Regions from separate parts of the Homo sapiens genome. Here region 2 is linked to region 1. A link is an interaction called in ENCODE POLR2A ChIA-PET data of the cell type or tissue named here. Cell type or tissue: Caco-2. All regions are shown on one strand. Each heading gives the region's core, and the rest is flanking DNA. Links, peaks and the distances in the headings are about the cores only. Region 1 overlaps VRK3 (VRK serine/threonine kinase 3). Region 2 overlaps IZUMO2 (IZUMO family member 2).

What was found. Peaks named below come from ENCODE experiments on the same cell type or tissue, not always from the same donor. Only the 100,000 strongest peaks of a DNase experiment are listed, where the experiment ranks them.
Region 2: POLR2A ChIA-PET joins it to region 1 with 10 read pairs; 3 of 35 experiments call an interaction of 5 or more read pairs at or near these places.

Annotation. Positions count from the first base shown.
Region 1 is chr19:50,017,615-50,020,499 of GRCh38, reverse strand. The region is part of intron 2 of VRK3 (VRK serine/threonine kinase 3); the gene reads left to right. Among named protein-coding and RNA genes, the nearest start is that of VRK3, 6.3 kb to the left of the region's middle. In Caco-2, for the core only: no CTCF peak of the experiment used is centred there; no DNase peak of the experiment used is centred there.
Region 2 is chr19:50,157,236-50,160,143 of GRCh38, reverse strand. It overlaps IZUMO2 (IZUMO family member 2), which reads left to right. Exons shown (of 7, transcript NM_152358.3): 3 at 564-650; 4 at 894-914; 5 at 1,796-1,876. Among named protein-coding and RNA genes, the nearest start is that of IZUMO2, 4.6 kb to the left of the region's middle. In Caco-2, for the core only: no CTCF peak of the experiment used is centred there; a DNase peak (open chromatin) is centred at 1,377.

The DNA of each region.
Region 1 (2,885 bases), core at 1-2,500:
GCTGGCCAGCTTTACTCCCAGAAGGAACGTTGTCATAGGTATGGCAGGGCTCACCTGGTTAGGCACTTGCTGCATCCTGGAGGCATCTTTATTGGAGGGCAGTCAGCATCTGGGGAAATTCTATTTAACACGAAGCCGTGTAAAACCATCACAGATTTCTGCCAGGTGTGGAGGCTCACGCCTATAATTCCAGCACTTTGGGAGGCTGAGGCGGGTGGATCACTTGAGGTCAGGAGTTCGAGACCAGCCTGGCCAACATGGTGAAACCCCATCTCTACTAAAAATATAAAAATTAGCTAGGTATGGTGGCGCCTACCTGTAGTCCCAGCTACTCAGGATGCTGAGGCAGGAGAATTGCTTGAACCTGGGAGGCAGAGGTTGCAGTGAGCTGAGATTGCACCACTACACTCCAGCCTGGGCAACAAGAGCAAAAGTCCATCTCAAAAAAAAAAAAAATTAGCTGGGTGTGGTAGCGCATACCTGTAGTCCCAGCTACATGGGACACTGACAGGAAAATCGCTTGAACCTAGGAGACGGAGGTTGCAGTGAGCCAAGATCGTGCCACTGCACTGCAGCCTGGGTGACAGAGTGAAACTCTGTCTCAAAATAAATAAAACCATCACAGATTTCTAAACAAACGCTTTGTTCACATAAGAAGTCTAGACCAGGCATGGTGGCCCACACCTGTAATCCCAGCACTTTGGGAAGCCAAGGCAGGAAGATTGAGCTTGAGCTCAGCAGTTCGAGACCAGGGCAACATAGCAAGACCCCATCTCTACAAAAAGTAAAAAAAAAAAAAAAAAAAAAAAAAAAAAAAAAAAAAAAGGCCAGGCATGGTGGCACATGCCTGTAGTCCCAGATACTTGGGAGACTGAGGTGAGAGGATGGCTTGAGCCCAAGAGCTCGAGGCCGCAGTGAGCCATGATCATGCCATTGCACTCCAGCCTGAGTGACAGGGTGGGACCCTGTTGCTAAAAAATAAAAAAGAAGTGTACAGTCTGGCTAGGCTAGGCTTCAGCAACAAGCAACTTCTAAATCTTAGTAGTTTATCACAATCACACATTATTTCTCGCTAATACAACTTTCCAGGCACCAGCCTCTATACAGTTTAAAAATACATATATTTTTAATTAGCCAGGCATGGTGGCCCACGCCTGTAATCCTAGCTACTCGGGAGACTGAGGCAGGAGAATCGCTTGAACCCGAGAGGTGGAGGTTGCAGTGAGCCGAGATCGCGCGACTGCACTCCAGCCTGGGTGACAGAGCGAGACTCCGTCTCAGAAAAGAAAAAATTTTTGTTTAATTTTTTTTCTTTTTTTTTTTTTTTTTTTTTTAGAGACGGAGTCTCGCTCTTTCTCCCCGGCCGGACTGCAGTGGTGCTATCTCGGCTCACTGCAAGCTCCGCCTCCCGGGTTCATGCCATTCTCCTGCCTAAGCCTCCCGAGTAGCTGGGATTACAGGCGCCTGCCACCGCGCCCAGCTAATTTTTTGTATTTTTAGTAAAGATGGGGTTTCACCGTGTTAGCCAAGATGGTCTCGATCTCCTGACCTCGTGATCCGCCCGCCTCGGCCTCCCAAAGTGCTGGGATTACAGGCATGAGCCACCGCGCCCGGCCTTTTTTTTAATTTTTAATTTACCTGGGTACATAGTAGGTGTATATATTTATTGGGTACATCTAGGCAATTTGGTCTTGTGACACCAGTGTCAACACCCAGGTTTGCCTGGCAGAGAGGGAAGAGGCAGTGAGACCTCTAGCTTCACAAAAATGCTCACCAGTATTTGTGCCTTTGAGAAAGAGATGTTATTTTACATATTATTAGCAGGACAACAAATCACTAAGTTAGTCTGGCTAACTTAAGTTAGAATGACTGGCTTTCTAGAGAGTAAAAGATACTTGACCAACAGCCTTTGCAGTCCAGATGTCTTACATGACTCCTTTGTTTGAAAAAACAGAAGGGCAGATTTATGCCACAGAGTGTTTCTGCTCTTCTGCAGCCTGAGGAAAAGGAATCCAGGACCCCTTCTCTCCTCATGTGGCTGAGATTTCTTTCACCAGCTGATGGGGATGGCCTGTGGTTTTTAAGGACAAGCTCTATAATTTCAAAAGTCAGTACCTAGAGGAAATAGACAGGCCTGAGGAGCTCAGAACTTCCTATCAAAGAAGAAAGGGAAGAATAGAAATATTAATGACTGGAATATAGTAACTTGGGTACAAGGCATGATATGGTCACAGCAAGCACTAACATAAAAGGCTTTCTATGGGCCAGGCCCTGTTCTCAGCACCTCATATAAATGTATTCATTTAGACCTCATCGACCATTCTATCAGATAGGAGCTGGGAGAAGCCCCATTTTACAGTGGGGTAGACTGTGACACAGAGAGGTTAAGTAGCTTGCCCAGCATGTAGCAGATCTGGGATTGAAATCTGGCAGCCTGGGGCCAAACCTGTGATTTTAAGGACTCCACTGTTTGCATTTGCAACAGAAGCCAGCCTTTACAGTGAATAAAGGAAAAGGGTTTGATCAGAATGGTCTCTTGCAGCCAGGGTGGTAGCTCATGCCTACAATCCCAGCAGTTTGGGAGGCTGAGGCCGGAGGATTGCTGGAGGCCAGGAGTTCCAGACCAGCCTGGGCAACATAGTGAGACCCCGTCTCTAAAAAAAAAACTTAAAAAATTAGTCAGTTGTGGTGGCACATACCTATAGTTCCAGCTACCTGGGAAGATTGCTTGAGCCCAGGAGTTTGAGGCTGCAGTGAGCCATGATTATGCCACTGCATTCCTCCCTGGTGACAGAGTGAGACCCTATCTCTAAAAAAATTTAAAAATGAATATTCTCTTTCAAGGTGAAATTAAATCACAAGCCCATGTTTATATTAACTTCTAT
Region 2 (2,908 bases), core at 100-2,599, 140 kb before region 1:
GGTGCGGTGGCTCACGTCTGTAATCCCAGCACTTTGGGAGGCCGAGGTGGGAGGATCACCTGAGGTCAGGAGTTTGAAACCAGCCTGGCCAACATGGCGAAACCCTGTCTCTACTAAAAATACAAAAAATTAGCCAGGTGTGATGGCACGTGCCCGTAATCCCAGCTATTTGGGAGGCTGAGGCAGGAGAATCGCTTGAACTTGGGAGGCCGAGGTTGCAGTGAGCCGAGATCACACCACTGCACTCCAGCCTGGGCAACAGAGTGAGACTCCGTCTCAAAAAGAAAAAAAAAAGAAGAGGAGAAGAGAGATCAAATCCACTTGCCAGATGAGGAAAGTGAGGCCAAGGAAGGGTGGCTTTGCCTAGGCCCCACGGTGAATCAGAATATAGATGCAGGATCTCCCTGGCCATAGATTTGCCTGGGGGACCCTTAGTAATCCTGGTCTTGGTTACCCTTTATAAATGAAGAGGAGCTTCCTCATCTCTTCTCCTGGAAGCTTCAGGTAGTGGGGTGGGCTTTCTGGGTGCCTCCCACCCCACAGAGATCTCTTTCTCTCCTCAGATGAGCCTCTGCTGGAAGAGCTGGTGACCCTCAGGGCGAATGTGATCAAGGAATTCAAGAAAGTTTTAATTTCATATGAATTAAAAGGTGCAGCATATCTCTCCACCAATCCCCTCTCCTCTTCTCCCTTGACCTCTTGATCCCCTTTTACCACTTTTTCTCCCAAACTCCTTCTTCACCTCCCCTATAGCTCAGCCTTCTTCATCTCTCCCCAATCTTCCCTTCTCTCCTTTCCCAGCCTCACCCCTTACCTGCTCTCCTGATCCCTTTCCAATTAAATTATCAAGTTGCCATCCCAATTTAACTCACCTCAGCAATTTTCTCTTGCAGCCTGCAACCCCAAACTTTGCCGTGAGTTCTGGATCGTCTATCTCTCCCTTCTCTACCCTCCTAACCCCCTTCACCCTGTCTCCCCAAATCAAGCCTGGCTACCACTCCTTACTCCATTTGGCAGTTCCCTTACCCCAAAGCCATGGTACCTAGGGAGATTTGCTTTTTAAAGGTTTATGAAAATAATGACTATCTGCAAAACAACATTTTGAAGGTACGTAAGTCACAATAAAATAGGCTATGTTGTATTAACAAATAAACCCTCACATCTTGGTGGTTTAACACAACAAAGGTTTATTTTTCTTTCACCCAAATTTCATTGACAGTTGAGTGGCAGTCCAGGTGGTGACTCAGGGATCCAGGCTATACACACATGGCAGCTTCTAAGCATGCTTCAAAAGGAAAAGCAATAGCAATCACACTGAGTTGTATAGCCAAGCCTGGAAGGGACACACATGATCCTGCTCACTTTCCATTGGCCAGGACTAGGTCACATGGTCACAGTTTACTGAAAGGCACCCTGGGAAATGTAGCCCTCCTGTATGCACCAGTAGAGGAGGAGGCAGTGTGCCCAAAGAGGAGACATCTCACCAGTGTCTGCAAAAGAGGCTCCAAATTAGAAAAAGAAAAGTGCAAACTCAGAATTAACAAATGTTTAATTAAATGTCCACAAGCAGAATGCTGAATCTACTGGATGAATTTAGTTCTTCAATGATTATATAACAATTATTTTTTATGTGAATTGTCAGTGCATTTTGCTTAGTTCCTCTGCTGGGCAGTGGGACCTATGAAATTTAGGAGAAGCCAAGGGACCCCATCTCCTCTTTCTCCTTCTTCCTTTCCACCCTTGCCGGTCCTCTGATATCTGCCCTTGTCTTACTTCTCCCTTTCCCCTTGCCTAGGCTTGCTAAAAGAAGAGGTGTTGGACTGTTTACATTGCCAGAGGATCACTCCCAAGTGTATCCACAAAAAGTACTGCTTTGGTAAGCTTCTGGGGGTGGGGGAAGACATGGGACAGGCGTGCAAGAGATGAAGACAGCCATGACCCACTAGATATGGGTTTCGAGGCTCCCACATGCAGCCTCGAATCCTGCCCTAACCATTTGCTTAGAGTGTGGCCCAGAAGTTGCTCCTGTATTCTGAAATTCACTTTCCTCCATCTGTTAAATGGAAAGACTCCCTGGAACTTTAGAATGCCCCTAGCTCCAGAATGGCAGGTGCTAGAAAAAGATTTTATTCTTAGCCATTGCTATACCTGGGGAATTTGGAAGGATGTGCTGAATTCACTCATTCATTCATTCATAAATCTAAAAAACATACATTCTTTTTTTTTTTTTTTTATATGGATTCTCGCCCAGGCTGGAGTACAATGGCAGGATCTTGGCTCACTGCAACCTCTGCCTCCCAGGTTCAAGTGATTCTCCTGCCTCAGCCTCCCAAGTAGCTGGGACTACAAGTGTGCACCACCATACCCTGATAAGTTTTGTATTTTTAGTAGAGATGGGGTTTGACCATGTTGGCCAGGCTGGTCTCAAACTCTTGACCTCAGGTGATCCACTCGGCTCCCAAAGTGCTGGGATTACAGGCGTGAGCCACCATGCCCAGCCTAAAAAACGTATTCTCATAGCAGAAAGAATAGTACAACGAGACCGAACATGCAGTGGCTCACGCCTGTAATCCCAGCACTTTGGGAGTCCGAGGCAGGCAGATCACAAGGTCAGGAGTTTGAGACCAGCCTGGCCAACATAGTGAAACCCCGTCTCTACTAAAAATACAAAAAACTACCCTAGCGTGGTGGCAGGCACCTGTAATCCCAGCTACTCAGGAGGCTGGGGCAGGAGAATCGCTTGAATATAGGAGGTGGAGGCTGCAGTGAGCCAAGATCGCACCATTGCACTCCAGCTTGGGTGACAATGCGAGACTCCATCTCAAAAAAAAAAAAAAAAAAGTATAATGAATCCACATCTATCTATCCGGGTTGAATAGTCATGCTGGATCTTTTCACATGCTGTTCC